Linked DNA regions of Mus musculus: region 1 is linked to region 2. The links are chromatin loops, found by intact Hi-C in ENCODE. Cell type or tissue: heart. All regions are shown on one strand. Each heading gives the region's core, and the rest is flanking DNA. Links, peaks and the distances in the headings are about the cores only. Region 1 holds the start of Dhx57 (DEAH (Asp-Glu-Ala-Asp/His) box polypeptide 57). Region 2 holds the start of Srsf7 (serine and arginine-rich splicing factor 7).

Region 1 (5,378 bases), core at 180-5,179, 81 kb before region 2:
GTGTCTCCATTTGGAAATATAAATTTGATCTTATATACTTCTGACGAAGCTTTAAGAGATTGAGGGAAATAAAGGTAAGTTTAAATAGTTTAATATCATGAGACCCACAGCACATGTGCTTTCAGCAGGATTCCGGTAAATTCTCTTCACACAGACACACTGGCATTTCTACTGGCTGGTGCAGAGTCCTGAGGAAATAAATTATCTTCCCTAGATGGCCTATTTTAATTTATTTTGTATGATTTTATTAGTACAAAGTTAACTTTTTTTTTTCAGTCAGGCAGTAGTGGATGCTTTAACAATGCTTATCAGATTACGAAATCTGCTCACAGTGCCCACTGCAGCTATGCTGTGCTCTCCCGGAGGCACGAGCGTCTTCTTTGGGTAGAAACAGATTCTACCTCAATGTCTCATTCTTACTTTTGACTAAAAGGATGAACCTATGTAGGCCATGCAGGCTAGTGTCCAACTCTGTAGATGGCCCCTCTGCAAAGTCTGTCTGACTTCTTCTCATCCTTAAACTCCTCTGGTTCCAGGACTAGGGGTCTTAGTAAAGCAATGCTTATGTGTAGTTAGTCACCTACACTAAAATAGGGACCATAGATCGATGAAATGTCCTCCCACCACCTGACTCGGTATTGAGTACAAACAGAAAATGCTTATCTAGGGAATGAATGGCTCTTGAGACAGAATCATTAAACGCCTACTAAGCAGGACACTACTAAACACAACTGATCATACAGGAAATGAAGCAGTCCTCAACCGCTCTTCAGATTTCCACGTTTGATGAGCATAGTCTTGTACGGCTTTATCTCGGGGAAATGTTTCCCCTTTTTGGTTTTCAGGGTTTTTTTTTTTTTGGTTTTGTTTGTTTGTTTGTTGTTTCGTGAGAGTGTAATACTTTGAACACTACTGAAAGGAATTCCTATCTAAAAGAGTGCACTTCTTTTACAGAGCTATGTCACACCAGCATTTGGCCCTCTGCTGAAAAAAGTAAAAAGAAGTCTCAAATGCCTTTTTCGCCCTCTAGTGTTACAAATGTGGGGGCAGCACTGTATCATGTGAGTGTAAAATATCTCCTACCTGCTGCATGATATGAATTGGTAGCTTTATCAAAGATGGTTCCAATATTACTCAGGATGTCTTCTTTACAGATGATTTAAAAGCTAATTATATGTCTATAATATACATACATATATATAATATACATATAATTATATATGTACAATACACACACATGTATGTATATGTGTATACTTATATACATATATATATTGTGCTGGTACCCTAATGGTCACAGACCTGTGCTGTTTCTAGTTGTTTGGTGGTGTTTTTCTGTTTGTTTGTTTTTAAGGCGAGGCTAGACGTCTACAATTTTGTTCAGATGACTACAGGACCTGAAAAAGCTGTTGTTATTACTGATGCATAACATACTATTATTGCTCTTTATACATATACATAGATATATATACATATATAAAAATATATACACATATATAAATATATACACATATAAACATATACCTATATTTAAAATAATATTAATATATTATATGTTAATATATATTATATAATATATTAAATATGTATATATATTAAACACACGTTTAATTTTTGAAAACTGTACTTGTGTTTTCAACCATGTTGAGTTGTCATTGTACCAAAATCAGCAGCCATATTAGTCTAGAAACATCAAGCTAATTTCTTTTCCATTTGTACAGGCTTACTTCACTGTATTACATAGGTAAAACCTTATCTGTGTGAGTTCGATTACAGAAACTAATATTCTCTAAATAAGGGGGTGACGTTTCCACATTCAAATTTCTGGATTATGTGAGTTAGCAGGAACCTCTGCCATTGATCTGGCACCGTAAAGGAAACAAATCCGGAGTGATAGGCACAGCGAACCCACAGACTCGGGGGCCCACGCTGTATCTCCGGATCCCCCGACGCCGGGCTGTCGGTGCCCCTCCACCCCAGAGTGGATGCTGCGGCTGGCTCCGGGTCCATCAGCTCCCGAGAGGAAGCGCACTCACTTGATGGAGACGTGAAGGACAGGCTTTCGCGACTCTGCGATTCCCCTAGGCTCGCCAGCTCGGCAGGCTGGAGGGAGCTGGGCTCTAGGACAGAGCGGGCCTCGGTTGCTGGGGCGACCGGGCGACCTCTCACCCGGAAGCAAAAGTGCAAGAAGCCAATCAGAAGACACCTGGGCGGGGCGGCTGCTGCGGGTGAGGTCCAAGAGGGAAGCTGAACCCAGCCCGGACCCCGACCCTGGGTGCCGCCTCCTGAGCTCCGCAGCCAGCAACGCTACGAGCCAGGTACGGCCTGACGTGGCATGTGCGGGGCCGCGCGGGTTCGGGGTTGCCAGGCCCGCCTGCCGCCTCCCCTCTCTAGTGATCACATCCGAGGACCATGCAGCCCCTATGGTCCTGCCTGTCAGCCCAGGGGCAGTGAACCTGGACCTGCAGAATCCTGGGGAACCCCGGGATCTGCAGTCGAGGTCGTCCACACCCACGGCTCCGAGCAAGGTTGAAAAGGAGGGGCGCCAGCCCCATTTCCTGTCTGTGGCTCGGTGGCGACCCGAGGGGCTGTTTGGGGAAAGGGTTGGAGAAGATGGATGTTGAAGAAAGGAACCTTGCATGACTAGGTATCTGAATGGAGCTGGGGGAATGTATAGTGGTCAGAGGTTTGCCTGGGAGGCAAGCGGTGTGGGTTCAGTTTTCATCACCTCAGCTTGACGATGCTGTACGTGGGAGCCAAACTTGGGTGTGAAACAAAGGATCCTTTTAGAGCCAAACTTGGATCCAGTGTCTATGGTAAAGAAAGATGAAATCTTAGCAGGCTACATAGATAGTGGGATTCCTCCCTGCGGACTAGATAACCTAATTTGTATTCTACAGAAAACGTCTGGGGAATGTGATATCGGATGCCGCTATAATCGGTAAATCTTGGTTCAGATTTTTGCGTGAAAATTACAGCTCAAGTTGAAAATGTAACCTTTTCTGGGTTGGTGTGAGGCAACTTGTTTTAAGTCAGTACAGAATCTTCTTGCCTTTTTTTTTTCCTCAGCCATTTCTCAATGTATGAATTGACCCCAGCTGGGTGGTTTGGGTGGTAAGATGTTTGATGTTTTCCTTTCTTCCTACGTAAAAAAAACAAAAAGACAAAAACCCGATATGCAGCTGGGCGTGGTAGTGCACGCCTTTGGAAACAGAGGCAGATGGATCTCTGTAAGTTTGAAGCCAACCTGGTCTACAAAGCGAGTTCCAGGGCAGCCAGTGCTATTTACACAGAGAAACCCTGTCTGGAAAGACATAAAGGTGGGGGGAGGGGGGTGGGAGAATGCGATTATTGAAAATTCAGTTTGTGCCATTCCTTCAGTCACATGTTAATCATTTCATGTCATTATGGTTTTGTGAGTGTATGTATATACTGCTGTCCTTTGGAGAGCTCGTGGTTGGGGCTCAGGATGTCTTGCCTAGTGGGGATCTAGGGTTAGAGAGTAGTTAAAATAATTGAGGGGTGTTGTTTGTTAGTTTGTTTTTGTTTTCTAAGACAGTTTCTCTGTGTAGCCCTGGCTGGCTTGGAACTCACTCTGTGGACCAGGCTGGCTTCCAACTCACAGATCCACCTGCCTCTAAAGGTGTCTGCCACCACTGCTTGGCAAGTTTTACACTTTAAATTGAAAGAGGACATTATTTGTGTTTTTGTTTGGTTTCTCTATGGTGTTTGGCCACTTGTGGGGAGGGGGGGTCCCACTCACCTAGGAGAAACTGTCTTTCCTGATTCTAGCTAATGACCCACCCACCAGGGAATCTGCCATTCGTATAAAAACTAACCAGTCTTGGATTCAAATCTCAAACCACCACCTTTATCTACCACTCACAATGCAGCTAATACTGAAGTCAGGTACCACAGCAAAGAAGAATCAGTTACCAAAACATTTGTTGAAAGCTTTACTTAAACACACACACACACACACACACACACACACACACACACACGGCATTCCACCAAAGCCAGAGTAGCCTATTTAGTATAAATGTTCTGCTCTGTTTACACAAACCAACAGTAAAACTTCTGAGGAGCTAGCATTCTATCTCAAAGTCTCCCTGACACAGGCACTTCCTCCTGCCCCTCATAGCCACAGCCAATGGAGTTTCGATGTAAACACCCTATGTCTTCCTCCCCACCATTTTTAAGACACTGCATTTCTTTTCTCTAACCTGAACGACTGTAATAGTTGCCCAACTGAAACTATTATTTCCTTCTGTGCACTCTGGCCTCATCCCAGCACCTGGCCCAGGGCGCTAATTGATGTTCCGAGCTTGAAACCTTCGCATCTGTCATTGCTGCTGCTTGGATGTTCTCTTCACAAGTATTTCATGGCTCACTTTCTCCACCTATTCATATATCCACTCATAGGTTATTGAGTGAGGCATTCAGCAACTACTCTGTAATAGCCTTGTTCTCTTAAATAATTTTTTTTGTTAGAACCTTTTTATCTTTTTTTTTCCATTTTTTATTAGGTATTTAGCTCATTTACATTTCCAATGCTATACCAAAATTCCCCCATACCCACCCACCCCCACTCCCCTACCCACCCACTTCCCCTTTTTGGCCCTGGCATTCCCCTGTACTGGGGCATATAAAGTTTGCGTGTCCAATGGGCCTCTCTTTCCAGTGATGGCCGACTAGGCCATCTTTTGATACATATGCAGCTAGAGTCAAGAGCTCCGGGGTACTGGTTAGTTCATAATGTTGTTCCACCTATAGGGTTGCAGATCCCTTTAGCTCCTTGGGTTCTTTCTCTAGCTCCTCCATTGGGAGCCCTGTGATCCATCCATTAGCTGACTGTGAGCATCCACTTCTGTGTTTGCTAGGCCCCGGCATAGTCTCACAAGAGACAGCTACATCTGGGTCCTTTCGATAAAATCTTGCTGGTGTATGCAATGGCGTCAGCGTTTGGATGCTGATTACGGGATGGATCTCTGGATATGGCAGTCTCTACATGGTCCATCCTTTCATCTCAGCTCCAAACTTTGTCTCTGTAACTCCTTCCATGGGTGTTTTGTTCCCAATTCTAAGGAGGGGCATAGTGTCCACACTTCAGTCTTCATTCTTCTTGAGTTTCATGTGTTTAGCAAATTGTATCTTATATCTTGGGAATCCTAGGTTTGGGGCTAATATCCACTTATCAGTGAGTACATATTGTGTGAGTTCCTTTGTGAATGTGTTACCTCACTCAGGATGATGCCCTCCAGGTCCATCCATTTGTCTAGGAATTTCATAAATTCATTCTTTTTAATAGCTGAGTAGTACTCCATTGTGTAGATGTACCACATTTTCTGTATCCATTCCTCTGTTGAGGGGCTTAA
Region 2 (5,378 bases), core at 286-5,285:
ATGTGTGTGTGTGTGTGTGTGTGTGTGTGTGTGTGTGTGTGTGTGTGTATTCTTTGGATTTTCAAGACAGGGTTTCTCTGTGTAGCCCTGGCTGTCCTGGAACTCACTTTGTAGACCAGGCTGGCCTCGAACTCAGAAATCCGCCTACTTCTGTCTCCCGAGTGCTGGAATTAAAGGTGTGCGCCACCACCCCCAGCTTCATTTTTTATAATATGACAGAATTATACATTCCAAAAACCTTTCCTCTCCAGAATTTCTAAAAGCATTCTGGGAGATCTGATGATCGTGGTTTACAGAAAAATAATGAAAGGATGTAGTTGAGCATGGACATTTAGAGCAACCTGCAGGGAATATGTACATGTGTAAGTATATCATACACAAATACACATTAAAAGATCACTGTTAGAGATTTTTTTCCTGAGGGGTTGTAGACATTGGCTGTCCTAGAACTCACTACGTATACCAACCAGACTGGCCTCTAACTCATAGATATCTGCCTGTCTCTGCTTCCCAAGTGCTGGAATTAAAAACATGTGCTTCCACCACCCAGCAAGATTATTTCTTTGTGTTAAAAAGAAGAGAGACAGATGCACAAAACGTTTAAATGGATTGTCTTATTGTAGAATTTTCCTCATCTGACATAAAGGTGACAATAATTTAAGAACAAATTTAAAACAGTGAAGAAAACAAGATTTAAAAGTGAGCTTTCACTGGGCAGTGGTGGCGCACGCCTTTAATCCCTGCACTTGGGAGGCAGAGGCAGGTGAATTTCTGAGTTCGAGGCCAGCCTGGTCTACAGAGTGAGTTCCAGGACAGCCAGGGCTACACAGAGAAACCCTGTCTTGAAAAAGCAGAAAGAAAAAGTAAACTTTCTCCTTGTCTCCTGCATGCATGCCTCAGGCACTAGGTAAAACCACCATTACATATATAGTCAACTTTTTCTCAGAACACTGGAAGATGGATGTAGGAAGAGCTTACAGCAAGATCCTGTTTCAATAAACAAACACCACCAACAAAAAACAACTGTTCAACTCTTTTCATTTAATAAATGAAGATAAATTTTAAAAATTGGGCTGGGCAGTGGTGGCACACGCCTGTAATCCCAGCACTTGGGAGGCAGAGGCAGGTGGATTTCTGAGTTCAAGACCAGCCTGGTCTACAGAGTGAGTTCCAGGATAGCCAGAACTGCGCAGAGAAACCCTGTCTCAAAAAACCAAACCAAACAAAACAAAAAAATTGATGTAAAAAGATTATGAATACTCTGCCTTCCTTTTTTTGTTGTTCTAAATTCAAAGATAGGGTTTTTCCTATGCAGATCATAGGATTATAATACTATAATACTATGTAACCCAGGCTGGCCTCTAATTATTTTCCTGTCTTAGCCATAACCCCCAACTTTAATGTGGTAATAGCCAAGATTTTTTTTTAGATTTATTTATTTATTTATTTATTTATTTATTATATGTAAGTACACTGTAGCTGTCTTCAGACACTCCAGAAGAGGGAGTCATATCTCAGGATCGGATGGTTGTGAGCCACCATGTGGTTGCTGGGATTTGAACTCCTGACCTTCGGAAGAGCAGTCGGGTGCTCTTACCCACTGAGCCATCTCACCAGCCCCCAATAGCCAAGATTTAACAACTGTGGCATAATAATAATCACTCAATAGCTTATATTAGCAAATGTTAGAATATGTGTTGACCCAAGTAGATTCATTTAAACTCAAATCTAGAGGCTGGGCATGGTGGCATACACATTTAATCCCAGCACTCAAGAGACAGAGGCAGGTGGGTCTCTCTGAGTTCCAGGCTAGCCTGGTGTACCGAGAGAATTCCAAGATAGCTAGGGCTACTCAGAAAGACTCCAATCTTGAAAAACAAACAAACAAAATCCCAAACAAACAAAAAAGTGGAATTAGACTTTATAGAATTGCTATTCCTTCAGAGAGAATACAAATGTTTATAATTATTGCTCAATGCCTTTCAGAGAGAAGCAGATTAGAAGAATATTTCTCTAGCATGAAAAAAAGCTCTGGGTTGTATACATAGTGAATCTGTGGGAGGCCTGGACTGCAGAAGTTCCTGTGGCAAGCAAACACAGGAAGATTGAGGCAGAACAATATACTGTGTAGTAAGACTGAGGCAGAACAATATACTTCACTGTGTAGAGTTTCTATTTTCTTGCCAGAGATTTTTGTTGAGACACTATAATTTTAAATATTTGAAAATCAACATACATATAAATTAGTAGTACTTAAGAGTCTTTGCTTTTAAAAAGGGGGGGAGGGGCTAGAGATATGGCTCAGCAGTTAAGAGCACTGACTGCTCTTCCAGAGGTCCTGAGTTCAATTCCCAGCAACCACATGGTGACTCACAACCATCTATAAGGTATCTGATGCCCTCTTCTGGTGTGTCTGAAGACAGCCACGGTGTACTCGTATAAATAACAAATGAATCTTTTTTTTTTTTTTAAAAGAGTCTCATGCTTTATTGACCAAGAAGGACTCCTTTAGAGAAAGCACTCCACACCTGAATCCACACACAGCAAATGAAAACGGAGATGAAATACACGTACCTAGGAACTTCCTCTTTTATGTGTAAAATTTCCAACCCTTGAGTATTCCAAGTAGTTACGATGTAATGTTTTTTGTTTTTTGTTTTTTGTTTTTTTTGGTTTGTTTGTTTTTTGCTGGTTGATAAAAAGAACTTGGGCTGGTGAGATGGCTCAGTGGGTAAGAACACTGACTGCTCTTCCTAAGGTCATCCCTGAGTTCAAATGATGAGTTCAAATCCCTGCAACCATATGGTGGCTCACAACCACCGGTAATGAGATCTGACTCCCTCTTCTGGAGTGTCTGAAGTCAGCTACAGTGTACTCACATATAATAAATAAATAAATCTTAAAAAAAAAAGAACTTAGCTCTCTTTTTAGAGTTGAATTTTGGCAAATGCAGAATTCAAAGGCAGATTTTAAGCAACTCAGGGAGACTGATACGTATTGAGTGGCTGAGCTGTAAGGTTTTAAGTAAAAATTCACACACAACTTTTAAAAAATCCAAAGCACTAGAAGGGAAAAATAAATTTGTGCTTCAGATGCAAGAATTGTCTCGGCTCAGTATGCTTGCAAACTTTTACAGTTTTGCCACAACTTTAACATTGCCAGAACCCCTTCTCCACAACCCTATCCCTTTGTTTCAGCAAACCCCCAAGTACTCAGATCAAACTAACAAATTAGTGACTCAGTGCAAAAAGGAGAGGTATTATGCAGACTCCCCGGGGGAAGTCATCCCTTTTGAGGCCCGTGATGCAATAACCATTAGACATAACTGTGGAGTAAGGGTTATTTTCACACTGGTCTTAGTTTAATTACCTCTGTTGAGCCTTAAAGATCACTGAACACAGACTAGGCCAGGTACCCCAAAGGTGGCGACCGGGACAGCAGCGGTTAAATTTTACGGACTTTCACAGAACGGTCTAGTGTACCTGTACTTAGGTTACGGTCGCTGTCAGTTCCTAGATTAAAATGAAGAGGTAAAAGGGTTGGGAGAGGTTAGGAGGACCCACAGGGTTCAGGAAAGGGGAAGGGGAGGGGAGGGAGCAGGAGACCGCCGGAAGGCCACAGGTTTATGGGCAAGATCCCGGCGTTCCCATGGAAACGTATCCCTCCGCTCCGCTCGCAGAGTCTCGCTCTAAGTTCCCTCCGCCCCGCCTCTAGGCTGTTTCCGCCCAGCTTCTTTGTGCCGCGCAGAACGTTGACACAACGCATGCGCAGAAAAAAAGAATCCCCGCCCGCCGCCTATATAAGCGCGACTCCGGCCTCTTCCTTGTAGTGCCGCCGGGATTGCAGGCAGAGGAGGTTGCGCAGCCGCTTCCGTGCTACTCGCGCTGTGAGCATTCCAAGCTAGAGCCGAGTACACGGGCCGGCCATCATGTCACGCTACGGGCGGTATGGAGGAGGTAAGCGGCCAGGGCCCCAGGGGAGGACGGTGCTGCCCGCCGACCGAGCAGAGCGGGGCCGCAGGGGCGGCGCGGCGGTTAGAGACGGTTATTCCGCGTGCGTAATGGCGGCTCCTGCGCACGCTGTACGAAGCCCGAGGCCGCGGGGGCGGGGAGGAGGAGGGCGAGCGGGACTGGAGGGCATGTGTGCCGCTTAGGGCCCGGGCGCTTGGCGCCTTTTGGTCTCTCCTGGACAGGCCGAAGCCTGGCGGGGTCGCCGTGGTGGCGTTGGCCATTTCTCCGCGCTGCCGCCCGCCTCCACCACCCCACCCCCCGCCCTCGGCGGCGGCGGCGGCTGCCATTTTGAGCACATTGATGACCGTGGTGGCGCATTTCCTCAGCGCTTTCCCGCCACTGGAGCCGGGGAGTGATGATGGGCGTTAAGATTCGGGTTGGGCTGGAGACGGAACGAAACCGGCAGCTGCGAGCTGCGCGTCGTCCAACAATTGGTCGGCATGAGGAGTAGCGCGAGGGGAAGACCGCTGCAAGCGGCGACGGCTTTTTTTCTCTCTCTTTTTTTTTCCTTCGCCGTTTCGAGCGTGGCTTCTGGCTCTGGGGCGGGGACTCGGGTGAGCCTGCGCCTGCTGTGGAAGCCGGGAACTGGCTCGGCCCTGATCCTCGCTGTAGACCTCTCCGCAGGCCGGGCCGCCGGAGCCCGCGCGCTGTTGTGCCCGAGGCTGCGGGGACTCGGGGGGCGGGGCGGGCCCGAGCCGGGCCCCACCTCCACCCCGCACGCCTCAAGTCTACCATGCTCCCGCTGCAGTCTCCCAGGGTTTCCTTCCTATAAGAGCGCCAGAACTTGGTCGCAGGTCTGGCTTTCCAGTCTTTCACGCTGTAAGATTTAGTACTTGGTGAAGACCTCTAAATAAAGGGAGCCAGACCTGGTGGTGCACTAGCTGCCTCAGGGAGGTTGAGGCCTGAGAGTCGTTTGAGCGATGTATAGCTAACATAGTTGTAGGGTGGCTCCGAGTAGATCACTTAGCTGGCTCAGAGTCTCCAAAACAAAACGTGTACGTTGCACAGCTCTTTAAGGATGGTCTGTTTTAAAGAAATGAATTCCCTATCACACGTTGAATAACATTTGTTCTGTTTACATTTTTTAAACAGAAACCAAGGTATATGTTGGTAACCTGGGAACTGGTGCTGGTAAAGGAGAGTTAGAAAGGGCATTCAGTTACTATGGGCCCTTAAGAACTGTGTGGATTGCCAGAAATCCTCCAGGATTCGCCTTTGTGGAATTTGAAGACCCTAGAGATGCAGAGGATGCAGTTCGAGGATTGGATGGGAAGTAAGTGGGTTGTTTTTCAAATTTCTTTAAAATATTCCCTCGGGCTGGATAAGTAATCTCGGTGCTAATCATAGACTCTCTGGGGGTGGACCTTA

What was found. Hi-C counts contacts between places; a loop is a spot of excess contacts. Peaks named below come from ENCODE experiments on the same cell type or tissue, not always from the same donor. Only the 100,000 strongest peaks of a DNase experiment are listed, where the experiment ranks them.
Region 1: it touches region 2 in a loop (4-fold over the local background); 1 of 42 quality-filtered maps calls a loop at or near these places.

The regions. Positions count from the first base shown.
Region 1 is chr17:80,286,996-80,292,373 of GRCm38, reverse strand. It overlaps Dhx57 (DEAH (Asp-Glu-Ala-Asp/His) box polypeptide 57), which reads left to right and starts at 1,898. Exons shown (of 24, transcript NM_001163759.1): 1 at 1,898-2,318. It overlaps Morn2 (MORN repeat containing 2), which reads right to left and starts at 2,162. Exons shown (of 5, transcript NM_194269.2): 1 at 2,037-2,162; 2 at 1-49. In heart, for the core only: a CTCF peak has its summit at 1,027 (motif pointing left); a DNase peak (open chromatin) is centred at 2,173; H3K4me3 peaks cover 2,115 bases; H3K27ac peaks cover 1,595 bases.
Region 2 is chr17:80,205,753-80,211,130 of GRCm38, reverse strand. It overlaps Srsf7 (serine and arginine-rich splicing factor 7), which reads left to right and starts at 3,826. Exons shown (of 8, transcript NM_146083.2): 1 at 3,826-3,956; 2 at 5,103-5,283. The coding sequence starts at 3,929. It also overlaps a transcript of Gemin6 not described here. In heart, for the core only: a CTCF peak has its summit at 2,417 (motif pointing left); a DNase peak (open chromatin) is centred at 3,760; H3K4me3 peaks cover 2,325 bases; H3K27ac peaks cover 2,381 bases.